3 separate regions of the Mus musculus genome follow, and regions 1 and 3 are each linked to region 2. Evidence: chromatin loops called from intact Hi-C (ENCODE). Cell type or tissue: heart. All regions are shown on one strand. Links, peaks and the distances in the headings refer to the core of each region. The heading gives the core; the rest is flanking DNA. Region 1 has its middle 160 kb from the start of Gm40538. Region 2 holds the start of Dio2 (deiodinase, iodothyronine, type II). Region 3 overlaps Cep128 (centrosomal protein 128).

Region 1 (4,726 bases), core at 511-4,510, 170 kb before region 2:
CCCAAAATTATGATTGTTTTCAAAAGTCTGACCTGTTTAGTAAGTACTTGATATCAGCCACTTATCTTAATAATTTCAGGTGCCTGTCAGGCTGATGTGACAATGTTCAGTTTCCCAAATGCTCAGTCCCCTCATCTGATCCTTGCTAGCAGCTACTTGGCAAGGTTTCTAACAGATTCTAATTGGCCATATTTGCTTCAGTTTTCCTACTAAACAAGGAACAAGTGCTCACTCTCAGCCATTTTGGTTCCCTCTGTTCCACATCCACCCGCAGTAATGACCAGCTCTCATTTCTCCTTGCTCTTCTTCTCCCTGGGCATATTTATCAACATTTTTCTCTTATACTCCATAACCCTTTTTGACATGAGCCACCCATTGCCTTTCTTTATCCTGCTCATTTTTAAATGACAGGGAATATTTTTGCTCCATGGATGACCCGTTAGAATGTCAAGTCACGATGGTGCTCTCTCAGCAGAGTGCTGTGGTAGCATAGTGAAAGCTTCCTGCGGTTGGTCTCAGAAGAACCCAGACCCTTATCATCTTATCATCTTCATCTTATCATCTGAATTTGAGCTCTACTTCTGCCTGAGGCAGAAGATAACTGAGGCATGTGTAGGTGCTGGGGTGGTGACGGTGGGGTTCTGCTCCAATTACCCATATAATTAACTCTTTACATATGGAGATGTAAGTATGAAGAAAGAATGTTGGGAGCCGCCCCCACATTCGCCGTCACAAGATGGCGCTGACATCCTGTGTTCTAAGTGGTAAACAAATAATCTGCGCATGTGCCAAGGGTATTTTACGACTACTTGTACTCTGCCTTTCCCGTGAACGTCAGCTCGGCCATGGGCTGCAGCCAATCAGGGAGTGATGCATCCTAAGCGAAGGATAACTCCTCCTTAAAGGGGACGGGGTTTCCGCCATTCTCTCTCTCGCTGGCATCTCTCTGGCTCTGCGCCCCTGCGCTCTCTCGCTGCCAAAAGATGTAAACAATAGAGCGCGCTCTGCGCTTTGGCGCGCCGGAGCTCTGGCTCCTAAAGATGTAAATAGAAGGGGCTTTCGCTTTTGGGGCTGGGGGTTTTGCGCTCCTAGCTCCTGAAGATGTAAGCAATAAAGTTTTGCCGCAGAAGATTCTGGTCTGTTGTGTTCTTCCTGGCCGGGCGTGAGAACGCTATTAAGAAAAGAAAATCTGGAAGATGGAGCATAAAGAGGCTTTCCCCTCTCTCGTTTTATTTTTTTTCATTTTGCATACTTCTCACTGCTCCTCCTCCTGGTCACCCCATCCAATAATTCTTCCCCCTCCCCCTGTATTCTGAGAGGGTGGAAGGCCCCTGGGTATCTCCTACGCTGGCTCATCAAGTCTCTGAACTTTACTCTGCAGAGGATGATGATCTTACTGCCTCCTTCTGAGAGGAGCTACCTGCTGGCCACCAATATGCCACTTGCCCGGTGTCCTTCTATTTTGAGCTTCTCTCTGTGTATGAATTGCTGTTTAGCTGTCCAAGCTTCAGCTGCTATCTAACATAACCCAGGACATTTGTTCTTTTTTTTTTTTTTTCTCATGAATCTCTGGTGAATCAAAAGGCTCAGGGTATAGCAGAAGTAAAAAGAAAGATTATCAATCAGTCTTGCAAACTCCATACATTGATGTCAAAATTTTATAGACACATTAACTAAGACCCAGAACAGCAAATATGCCACATAATTTTTCACAGAAAATTATTATGTGCACACAAAAAGGTATAAACTAGGGTGCCCACACAGTGAAAAATCCTAAACTCGTTTTAGTTTTATCTTTGATTGAAATGTGTATGTAATTCAAAATTTAAGTTAAATTATGCACATAGTCTAGGAAAAAATCAGGACCAAGACAGAGAAGTGATGGCCTCACAGAAAGAGAGACAGTGTCAGCACAAGATGGACATCTTCTCTCTTCTTCTGCATTACCTATAGGGATGTACAAGCAACATGAGAAGCTCTTTATTCAACATACCTATGATATAAAAATGACTGTTACCTAAAAGTAGATGGGGGCTGGTTAGGTGGCTCAGCAGGTAAAGGCACTGGTTACTGAGTTTGATGACCTGAGTCCCTTCCCAAGGACCCACATGGTAGAAGGAAATAACCAACTCCTGAAAGTTACTCCTGACCACATGCACATGGATCATGTACCCCAAAATACACATAAACTGGTATGCACACACACACACACACACACACACACACACTGGGCTTTTAAACTGGTTTTCAAGTAGTCATCAATGAGGAAGATTCATCTTCCCTGTGGTTACTCTCAATGCCTATGGAATATGAACACATAGCAGATTCATATCTGAGGCTTCACAAAGAGTCTTTTTACCCCCTCCAACTTTTCTCTAGATCCTACAAAAGACACTATCCTTCTTCCTCTGTTCTCATTTCTTCCTAAAAGTTGTCACCCTGTGCTTTGCCTCAGGTATGTGCCAATGTATTTACATGTTTGTGTGTGTATGTGTATGTGTGTCTATGCATGTGCATGCGCGCGCGCACACACACACACACACACACACACACACACACACACACACACACACACATTCATTTGTAGCTCATCTGCTGGTGTCCAAGAAAAGCTTGAATTTTTTTTTTCTTCTTGCCTCTCAGCTTGGAGCCTTTGTACAAGAAATTCTGACAGTGAACACTGCCTACCACTAGAGAGCAGCCCAGGCCAACGATTTCCTGGGCAAAAAACCCTCTGTCTAACAAGTTATTTTCAAAAGGTTCAGGTTCTCTTAGTCTTCTCATGTCTTTCTCTGGGCAAGACACTCCTAGTTCCCTTCGCAAGGAATACTCTCTGTACCTGTTCTGATGTCATGGGAAGCTGAATACCATGCCAATTCCACTAGAAATGTCATTGTCAAAAACATTCATTGTTGAGGTCTCCCTGCTTTTAAGCATTGACGTGTGTCAATTATGAAAAAAAAAAAAATGGAAGTGGGGAGAAGGTTGTGTTTAAGAAAAGAACCACTTGATTTCATGGGGAAATAGAGCAAGATCTTCACGGATTCTTCCCAAGCTTTTTCTATTGAGAACAAAGGGAGCCAGGCAAAGCCAGGCAAACCTAAGCAGGGTCCTATCCATGCCTTTGGACGTGGCTTATTCCTATGGAAACTGATTTATTTTTCTTACATTTGTGAAGAGAGTAATTGTGTCCCATCCGGACTGATTGTTAAGCTTCAATAGGCCAGTGTCTTCATTCCTTAATTTACTTTAATGAACACAGAAAATAACTATTGCTGATTGTCATGTCATTGTACAGGAAGAACTCTCCTGTCTACTGTGCAGGGAGATGAAGGTGCAGAGAGAGCTTTTGGAAACTGATGTAGGAGAGTCTCCTTCAATCTAGATGCAATTTAAGGTGACAGTTAGTGCTGTCTCTGTCTCTTGCCTCAGGGGTAACCTCAGGCAAATGACTCAAATTTACCCTCAACCTTGGTTTCTTCTCTTTTTTTGCAAGATGCAAGTCCTAACTGTTCTCATCAGACAGGACCTAGGATTAAATGTAACAACATGTGGAAAGTGTTTAATAAAGATTGACTGTCGCTGCTCAAAGAGCCCACCACATTCCAAGATCCCTGCTGACTTCTCCTTGCCTTATTCATCTTGCCGTTTTATTTCCATTTATCCAATTTCAATTTTAATTTTGTTAAATATTCATTATACATGTGTTATGTTCCAGGTATAATAGAATGCAGCACCTCAAGAGGCTAGTGTAGCTTACCAAAGAGAAAAGCTGTCAGAACGAATACAAAGAGAACATGTTTCACATTTCCCTTTAAAGGTAACACACAAGGCAGACTGTGTTTATGGTCAGAATTGTTTTCGGGAATATCTTGGAGATATATATCATATGTGGTTTTAACTCTTTTTATCCAGTATTGTTTGAGGCCTAACTTGATTTTTTTCACAGTCATTTTTAATGTTACATCATGAATACCCTGTGTGAACACCTAGTGATATGGACCACACCCAAGCTGTGATGGAGAATCCTTTACTTGATTTACATAGTTTTCTGAAATGTTCAGATTTCTTGCTGTTGCTACTTGAAGAGTATAGAAAACACAATGGTCCCTCTGCCAAGAAGTTTGCATTGGAGGGGTTCAAATGATTAACCGAGTCATGTGACTTTCATGTTTCGCTGTAATTGGATGTTCAATGTGCATGCGGTTGGAGCACAGAGAGGTAAAATAATTATTTGTAATGGGCATTGATGGGAGGAGCCATAGATGAAAGTGTTGAACTCAAATGATGACTGGGATTTTAATCAACATTGAGTATGTGGAAGAAAAAGAGGTCTACACAGCTGACATGAGAGCATAGTTAAGTACAGTGAGAAAGAAGAAGAAAGATATAAATTAACTCCTGGGCACCTTGATTTCCTTAATATGTTCCAATGACAGACTTTGCAACTGAGGCGTCATGAGCCTATGGGAATGCCTCAAAGTCATACATTCAGTAAACAATGAAATCGGAATCTTAATTAGCAGTGTTCCAACATATGTGTTCTCTATGCCACATTGTCAGAGGTGTAAAAAAAGATAATTACAGAAAAGAATATAGTGAATTAAAAAGAAGATGGAAAAACAAACAAACAACCCTTACATTGTCTTTTTTAGGAGACAATAAAAATGTCAACATAGTTTTCCTTTTCATTAAAATAGGTGTTCTAAACATTAGAGATGTCATC
Region 2 (4,726 bases), core at 318-4,317:
AAATCTAACCTGTGCAACAGGTGTCCCAAGTGGCACTGAGACTCCGTGGAACATAGTCACTGGAGAGGACACCCCAAGTAGGACTCCCCAGAGCCAGCAGCCCCACACCTTCCACACCCCTAGCCCTTGCGACCCAGGAGAAGCTCAGTGGCTGCAGCTCACCTGTTTGTAGGCATCTAGGAGGAAGCTGTTCCAGACACAGCGCAGCCCTTCTGAGGTCAGCATGCGCCTCCACTCTCCGCGAGTGGACTTGGAGCGGCTCAGAAGCAACGCCACGTGCTTGAGCAGAATGACCGAGTCATAGAGCGCCAGGAAGAGGCAGTTGGAGAAAAAGACTGGCAGGATCTGCAGGGTGATCAGCAAGTCTACGCTGAGGAGTCCCATCTTCTCTGCCTCCTCGGTCAGTCTCCTGGGCACTCTGCTTCCCCAGTCACCTTCTTTTTGCAAAGGAAGGTGGTGGTAGAGAAGTGGGGGACCAAGGGGAAGGTTGGGAGGGGGGTGAGGGAGAGGGAGAAAAGCTAAATTAGAAGAAATCCCAACTTGTCTCTTCTTTGAAAGAAGCAGAAATGGAAAGACCAGGTTCAGGCTCTGCAGCCCAGCAGTTGGAGTGTACCCATCAATTCATTCAATTCCGAGATGCATTTTTTTCCAGGATTTAAGATGGTTTAAAAAAAAAAAAAAGGCACCACCACCAGCAACAACAACAACAAAAACCCTGGCGTGCCAGTCCCTAATCCAGTTTACCCCTGTCAGAGTCCGTTAAAGACAGGAAGTTCTACTTTCATTTCCAGGCACCTATGAGACTGCAGAGATGGTAAAAATTTTCTTTTAGCTTTTCATGTTCCTTTAAACGCTGTCTGGCTTCTTGCACTGCCAATTTCTTAACTGTGCTGTAAGGGTAGGGGTTGTTTGGTTTGTTTGGGGTTTTTTTCTTTCTTTCTTTCTTTTTTTCTTTCTTTCTTTCGCTCTGTCTTTACTCCGTTGTAAACATACTTTCTGTTCTCCTCCTCCCAGCCTGTCTCCCTCTGCCTGTCCTTTCTCCAGGTTCTCCAGGAGCGGCTGTCCTCTGCCCCCTCCCTCTGGCGTTTCCCTCTTTGCTATCTTCTGCCTCCGCTGGCTGCAGAGTGCCTCTCTCTGCAGCTAGTGAGTCTCCCTGAAGCCTTTTATACATTCCCTGGCTAATTGCTGCAATAGAGAAATGAAAGCCTAATCTTGCTAAAGATCTTGACGTCATTGAGAAAGAGGGCTTACTTTGGCCAGGAGTGCAGTGAGCAGAAAGGCAAAACTCTACAACTTTTTTAAAAGGAGAGGTGGGGGAGACAGAAGGATTTTGCTTTGTGCTTTAAAGGGAGAGAAAGAAAAAACGATGTTACCTTTGACAAGTCTCAAGAAATGCTTCCAAACTTAAAGAAAAGTAATTTGTAGACTAATATGTTAACACTTTCCTCTGATTATCATTTTTATTAACTTAGGAATTTTGGCAAGAAAGCTTCCTGGCAGGCAGGTAGAAAAGCGAAAGCGTGAACATGGGTGCTCTCTGCTCCATTAAAAAGAAAAAATAAAGCTATTAATGCTCCCGTGTGGGCGTTACACCTTTACACAGGATTGGTTTTTTTCTCACCCGATCTCATTCCTGGGTGTTATGAATATATTTTCAGTAATGATCTTATCAGAGGGAATAGAAAGTGAATTTTGAGTTGGAAATTTTATAAACTATTTGAGACCACCATGGTATATCTTTAAAGATTATTCCCAAACTGAATTCAAGTATTATTTTTGGTTTTACTAAAGCTTCGATATTACAACAACAACAACAATAACAACTAACCTTCCAGCCATGGAAGGAGCTGCTGAGTGACCAACTCTTTCAGTGTCATTTCCCTACAACACTGATAAAATACTATTTCCATTCATTGGCATTTAGATCCCAGGAGACTGAGAAATTGATTATTTATGAGAATCTCTTAAATTCAGCCTTTAATAGTCCAGAAGCTTTAGGGAGCCATTTAGTTTGCTTGGAGGAGAAGATTAAAAGAAAGTAAAAAGGCTATAGGTAGTTAGGGGCTATATAGGTAGTAAGGGGCTATATAGATGGTAGGGGTTGTAAGTGGCTAGGGGCTGTAAGTGGTTAGGAATAGAAACAAACCAAGAATTAACACCAGGTGCCCCTTGGGCCTCAGTGGACTCTCTTGCCTTTTAGTTCCCAGGACAGTTATTTAAACAGATAGAACCTGGCAGTGAGTTTCCACCCCTACCTCCTTCTACGTTTCCTCCCTCTCTTACCTAACAGATCACTTCTAGGAGTGACATTTTTCTGAGAGTAGTAGTGACAATTATAGACACTGGAGTGGAAACATAAATTGAAATTGAAAGTCAATTTGTTGAGTTTTCTATGTTCACAGAGCTCCTGTCAAGCTCGAGCTGAACAGTAGATGCAAACAGGTGGTCAGTCCCTTGAGCTTCTATATCTTGCCCCCGGTCTCCAACTCTGTATTGACAGGACTGTAAAGCCTAAACAGAGGTCATTCTTTGTAGAGAGCATGGGCTAAAATCTGCATATGGATGTATTTTGTTCAGCTGGTAATATGGTTCTGAAAAATAGTCCCAAGGAGAGAGTAAGCTCTATGTGACCCACAACTCTTGTCTTCTCTACACATTGCCATCTCCCGAGCACATAAGAATCCTGGTTGGGACATGTTCAGCTCAGTGGTGTTCTGAATGAATGAATACCTAGGGCATATAGAGGGCTCAGCTCTGCTTCACACTAGGGGGCGCCATTCACATACAACATAACATGGTAGAGAGGTGCCCTGGAATTCTAAAATGAGGTAGCTTTTTGCATGGCTGCTCCCCAAAGACAAGGGCTCTCTACCATCATATTTTTATTTCTTTCCTCTTCTCTTCTCTTCTCTTCTCTTCTCTTCTCTTCTCTTCTCTTCTCTTCTCTTCTCTTCTCCTCTCCTCTCCTCTCCTCTCCTCTCCTCTCCCCTTCCTTCCTTCCTTCCTTCCTTCCTTCCTTCCTTCCTTCCTTCTTTCTTTCCTTCCTAATCGTCAATTGTGAGGTTTGAGTGTATACTCCATGGGCTAAATTTTTATTTAGATGAGGAGACTTTAGATGTTTGAAAAATTAACATAAACCACGGAATATCTCTCCTTGGACCAGCATGTGCTGTTTGCAAAAAGATATTCACAAATACAATGTTTGTGTGTTCCTTTCTTTCAAACTTCTCAATGCCTTTATGGGAGGAAAGAGAGGACAAAGAGGAGGGGGTTGCAAAGTACCTTAATTAGTGTAGATGAGGGCACTTCAATTCCTGATGAAGTCCCTGGCAACTAGGATGGGAGGTATACCCCTCCCCTGCCCCCTGAAATGAAGCTTCTACTCACTGCCCAGTCCTGAAAATCTCAACCCTATGCAGAGCTCTTCTGAGAAGGAGGAAAGTTAACCCATTTGCCTGTATTCTCAAGACCTACAGTGTGATTGGAATGGCCTCTTAAGAAGGATTGGCAAGGAGTGGAAAAATGTTCCCTTTTCACGTGTAATGTGCGGAACAGAAGTACTTAGAGAATAGAATTAAAACCAGTGGGTGCGGTTTGCTCTTGTCCCTTTCTTTCCTTTATTTGAGATTAGAAATGTCAGAATGGAATTGAAATAAGTTACAATCCACCAGAGCTAGGTCTCTTTCTGCACGGGGTTTCCTGGCTGCTTGTTATAATAAAATGTGTTTAGCATTTTGATCTTCAAGGGATTTACTCTTTAAGTCATAGAACCATTATCACACAAATGAAGGAAAGTGGGACCAAGGGCCTCTCCTCTCATTGATGACCAACTAAACCATCCTCTGCTACATATGCAGCTAGAGCCACGAGTCCCTCCATGTGTTTTCTTTGATTGGTGGTTTAATCCCAGGGAGCTCTGGTGGTACTGGTTATTTCATATTGTTGTTCCTCCTATGGGGCTGCAAACCCCTTCAGCTCCTTGGGCACTTTCTCTAGCTCCTTCATTGGAGACCCTGTGCTCCATCCAATGGATGGCTGTGAACATTCACTTCTGTATTTGTCAGGCACTGGCAGAGAATGCCAGGGCCAGGAAGCAGGGGTGGGTGGGTTGGTAAGCAGGGGACAGGGCAGGGGATAGGGGTTTTTCAGAGGGGAAACTAGGAAAGGGGATAACATTTGAAATGTAAATAAAGAAAATATCTAGTAAAAAATGAAAAAATAAATAAAAATCCCCAATATCATATTGAATATGATTAGAAAAATGTACATGGTTGCTTTGGTGTACTCATAAAATAATTCTAGTGTTTCCTTATTAAATATGATGCCAGTAGCTGGTACTTTTATCCTTTCTTTATCTGAAAAAAAATAATTCTTTATTTAGTTAAAGTGTGGGTCATGAATGGAGGTGGTAGTTTGGATACTAATTGGGCTAGGTCTGTTAATACTTATGTATCTTATGTATTTTTTACCTTTTTACTCTGTTGATATCAATACCTTGAATATTTAAAAACATTAAATTGAACTTTTGGAAAGAAAGAAAGAAAGAAAGAAAGAAAGAAAGAAAGAAAGAAAGAAAGAAAGAAAGAGGAGGGGAGGGGGAGAGGAGGGGAGGGGAGGGGAGGGGAGGGGAGGGGAGGGGAGGGGAGGGGAGGGGAATGGAGAGGTCAGCATGGTTGTAGAGTCAAGTCCTGTGTGGGACGTCTCCCTGAACTCTGTACCTAACATC
Region 3 (4,726 bases), core at 497-4,496, 570 kb after region 2:
ATTCATTCATTCATTCCATGAACACCTAGCTTGGACTTACTATTCCTCAGGCATTGTTATAGGAATTGAGATAGGACCATAAGCAGAAGCCATGAAGAGCCCACCCTCAAAGGCTGGTTAGGGGACAGAAAGGTGACAATAGTGGAAAAGTATTGTTAAAGAAAAAAGAAATAGCCGGGCGTGGTGGCACACCTTTGATCCCAGCACTTGGGAGACAGATAGAGACAGGCGGATTTCTGAGTTCGAGGCCAGCCTGGTCTACAGAGTGAGTTCCATGACAGTCAGGGCTACACAGAGAAACCCTGTCTCAAAAAACCAAAAAGAAAAAAGAAAAAAAAAAGAAAAAAGAAAAAAGAAATAAATGTAACAAACTCAGAAGGGAAGGAGGGCATTTTTCTTGGATAGTTACTAAAGGCTTTCTGAAGTAGCATTCGAAAGGAAAGGCAGGCATAAGCCACACAACTATTTCAAAAATCAACTTCATGTCTCTGAAAACAGGAAGTACAAAAGTCCAAAGGCAGAAAGTGCAGAGCATGCCCACAGAAGGGCAGAAGCCCAGCATACGTGACAGTGATGGCTCTGACTTCCCTGTGGGAACATGACTGAACTTGCAAAGGCCATCTCTCCACCATATGAGTTCAGGAGACCAAAATCAGGTTATCCCACTTTACACCGAGCATCTGTACCGCTAAGCCATCATGCTGGCCTGAGGTCACTGTAACTGTCCTACCATTCACGAGGGTGAGAATAACTGAACACTGCAGTGAGAAGAAACCAGGAACCAGATTCAAGGGACTTTTAGTGTGAGGCTTTTAAATTTGTTGTAACTGTGACAAAAGAAGAATGTGACATCATCTGCATGCCACGCAGGTGACAAAGAGGTAAGACTTGAGGCCAGCGGCCTTCTCTGTTTGCACAAGCAGAAGACAGCAGCAGAGGCAACAGTCAGTAGCAGTTACAAAGCCGATAGAGCCAACTTTCATAATTATTTTTAAATCAGAGTTGACAAGGTGTGAAGAATGAGAGAAAAACAGACAACAAAGACAGCAGACACTCAGTTCTCAACACTTAAAAGTGCATCTAACATCAGGATGATTATCCGTCTTCCTTAGAAGATGCATGGTCTGTTTCTTGTCTTTCTTTGGATGAAAGACACACAAAAATTAAGCTCCAGCGCCTTCTGAAGAAGCCCGTAGGTCAGAGGGGGCAAGAACGGGAGAGCAGAGCTGCGGGGCCCAAGTCTGTGCAGACACTGCGCTGTGAGCGTCAACATCAGTGTGACTTGATCCTCATCCAAGCGTGGCCGGAGAGGCCATGGAAACCTCATTCTCAGGTCACACGTTCTAAGCCTGTGTGCTTTCTCCCATCCCAGCTCCATCAATTGAGTAAAGAACCTTACAGCTCTGAACAGGGCTTGAAAGCTTCACCGCAAATGGACGATGATTACAAATAATTTGTTCCTCCCCTCCTGAGCAATAATTAGAACCTGTTTCAGTATGTGACAAAAAGAATTAACAGATCTTAATAATAGAAATCAATTAAATGCACTAAGCAGTAAACCATGTCTGTTTATCAAGGAAAAATGAGACTCACTGAAGGAAAATTGAACAGTGCTAATTACAGGAACAAAGGTAAATGGTACAAGGTACAAAAGGGGTCATGAGTAAGAGAAAGACACAATGTTAGGAAAAGGCTCGTGTGAGATGCGACTATAGAAAACAGGGGTGTCTAGGATGCTGGCTTAAAGCTCGGACACGTTAAAGTGGAAAAGAATCAGGAATATATATAAAATTAACTCTCATATCAAAAGCTGGTCTCCGCCTTTCTGCAACTAAACAGACTAACTCCTTCATAAAGGAAAGGATGGGAGGAGGCAGGGAGTGAGGGAAGCCTGGATCCGGAGTATTAAAGCAGCAACAAGTGAGCTCCAGACTCCACGTAGCATATGTAATCCCTGAATTTTTCCAAACAGTGTGAATCTATACAGTTTCAATTTTAAAATGACAAATAATGATATTGTTTTTAATTGTGAGACTGATGTCAAGGACAGTTTACAGAAATGCTAAGAGCTGGGATGTATAGTCTGTAGGGAATCCATCTTAAGCCAACCTGGAGCTTGAAGAAATAATGCCTACTGATGGTTCAATACTGACGACTAGTGGTCAAAAACAATACACCAAGTCCTTAGCCAGCGTTTATCCTACCACCGTTTTTTATCAACTAAATTTAAAACACTAGACACAAACGACATGAAAGTTTTCATTTGAAACATTCAGGAAAAAAAAGAAAAACACTAAGGAAAAGAACAGAACTGTATCCAAGGTCCCTTACGTTTTTATTCCGAAGCCCACATGGTGAGCACACGTCTGAAGTCTCAGCAAGATCAAGAACTCCAGATTAGCCTTGTTATGTGTTAAGACTGTCCATTATTTAGATAGTGTTCCAAAACAGAATCTACTTGGGATCTGCCGTTGAACTATAGAAGAAACAAGTCTTTGTGCCATCTTATCTACAATCTTGGAACTGAACGATCTCCCACAAATACTGTACCAAAGAGGTCTTACTTGTAGAATCCATATACCTGGGGTAACTCCATTCTAAGCTTTCAACTACTATGACATACTGAAATAGCAAACAATTCTCCTAATAGCATGAGACTTCAGATAGATGAGCGTCAATATAATGTCAGGTCTAGCAGCCTGCTATGGGGATCGTGTTATTTATATAATATTAAATTGTGGTTGATTATGTTCATAGGGTTCTAGCTCTGACATTGAACCATTTCATATTAAATCTCAATGAAGTAGAGTTCACCTTCGCCTGCTCTGGAAAAGCCTCTTAATGGAGATCGTCTCTCCCAAAGTGTTACATGCAGCAAGGATCATTTACATCTGAAAATAACGCTCATCTGCTCAGCAGCTGTTGGCAGCATAACAGCATACTACGTGAATGACCTGGTACTTGGAGTCCCAGGACAAGAGTAGACGGGAGTGACCTGGTGTTTGGCAGAGGAAACCACATTCTAGGGAAGAAGACATACAACCACACAAGCAAGCAAGCAGCGGCTACAGTTTGTGTAATATGCCATGGCACTCAAGAGTGAGGCACTGGGAGGCTATGTTAGAAAGAGAGGAAGTGTACAAAGTCCTACCTGATGATGGCAAGAACGTCAGGTTCGCTAAACTGGAATGTAAATGAATGAATGAATGCCCCGATAAGATAGGAAAAACCACTCTGGTTAAGGCAGCTTTGCAGAATAGCATATTCAAGTAGGTAAGCTTAAGTTTTTAGACTAAAGCTGGAAAGATGGCTCCGTTGGTCAGGTGCTCACATGAACATACAGACAGAGATACATTCCCTACAGCACTCAGAAGAAAGACGGGTTCAGCAGCACATGCCTATAGCTACCGATGAGGTCAGATTGGGATTTCCAGGGCTTGCTAGCTGACCAGACTCTTGAATGGGTCAGCTCTAAGTTCAGAAAGAGATCCTGTCTCCAAAACTAAAGTGGACAGTGATTAATGACACCTGAAACTCCCTTGGATCTCCAAATATACACACATGTGCAGGCACACCTGCATGTGCTTGCTCACGCGCGCACACACACAGACACACTCAAATGTACACACACTTTTTATCAAATGATTTTATTTATTTATATTCTAAATGTTGCCATGTACAGACATTGTTAAAAATGTGTAACATCCATTAAAGATGGAAACAATCTAAAACTGCAAAGTCATAATCTAAAACTGCAAAACAATCCATAGAAAAGGGTAGCAGGAAAAAAAGATGACAGATAATAACATTTCCAACATATCAATACGGCTGAACTTACCTAATGAGGTTGCTTTAAGGCCAGTGGTAAAGTTCTTATGAGGAAAGTGGGAAGAAAGATTAAAATAAAGAAAACAAAAAGCATGCACAAATACAGAAACCTTGATAGAAACTCACTAAGAGCCAGGCATGTGGTGCATGTCTTTAATCCCAACACTCACTCCAGAGATATAAGTACAAGGAGACAGCTCTCTGCGAGTTCAAGAAGAGAGCTACACAGTGAGACTCTGTCCAAAAACAACAACAACTATAATAAAAACAACCTACCACTATGTAAGCTTTTAAAAACAACTGACTGTGATATTAAAATATTCAAGAAACCACAAACACCAACTAAAAAAGGCAATACTGACAAAAATTACGGAGGTAAATTGAGCCTGATATATTAAATAGGAATACAGGAGAATAGAAACAAAATTGACAAATGAGACCTACACAATTTACATAAGTATCTGTGTCTCCTACAGATTCACACACAAAATGTTGGACCCAAGCAAGGGAGAAAATCAGGTACTGGTTTTATTGAGTCCTTAACCATGAGACCAAAACACCAAGGAACTAGGTCCAAATGCAAGTGACAATAAATTCCAAAAAAAAAAAAATTAAAAATACTTTGTTTTTTAAAGCTAGGTTTAAAAACTATGGTTGGCCAGTGGTGGCGCATGCCATTAATCTCAATACTTGGAAGGCAGAGGCAGGTGGGTCTCTGTGAGTCTGAGGCCAGACTGATCTACAGAGTAAGTTACAGGACAGCCAGAGCTACAGGGAAACCCTGTCTTGAGGGGAGGAAAAAAAAATATATATATATATACACACACACACACATACATACACACACACACACACACACACACACACACACACACACATACACACACACACATATGCA

What was found. A loop is a pair of places that touch in the nucleus more often than their neighbours do. Peaks named below come from ENCODE experiments on the same cell type or tissue, not always from the same donor. Only the 100,000 strongest peaks of a DNase experiment are listed, where the experiment ranks them.
Region 1: a loop joins it to region 2, with 4 times the contacts of the local background. A loop is called at or near these places in 9 of 42 quality-filtered maps.
Region 3: a loop joins it to region 2, with 6 times the contacts of the local background. A loop is called at or near these places in 36 of 42 quality-filtered maps.

The regions. Positions count from the first base shown.
Region 1 is chr12:90,563,833-90,568,558 of GRCm38, forward strand. No RefSeq gene overlaps it. Among named protein-coding and RNA genes, the nearest start is that of Gm40538, 160 kb to the left of the region's middle. In heart, for the core only: a CTCF peak has its summit at 2,691 (motif pointing right); no DNase peak of the experiment used is centred there.
Region 2 is chr12:90,737,901-90,742,626 of GRCm38, forward strand. Dio2 (deiodinase, iodothyronine, type II) reads right to left here and starts at 1,138. Exons shown (of 2, transcript NM_010050.4): 1 at 163-1,138. The coding sequence starts at 384. Gm26512 (a long non-coding RNA gene) reads left to right here and starts at 307. Exons shown (of 5, transcript XR_872906.2): 1 at 307-400. In heart, for the core only: CTCF peaks have their summits at 1,089 and 2,758 (motif pointing right); no DNase peak of the experiment used is centred there; H3K4me3 peaks cover 930 bases; H3K27ac peaks cover 874 bases.
Region 3 is chr12:91,312,255-91,316,980 of GRCm38, forward strand. The region is part of intron 10 of Cep128 (centrosomal protein 128); the gene reads right to left. Among named protein-coding and RNA genes, the nearest start is that of Cep128, 70 kb to the right of the region's middle. In heart, for the core only: a CTCF peak has its summit at 2,161; no DNase peak of the experiment used is centred there.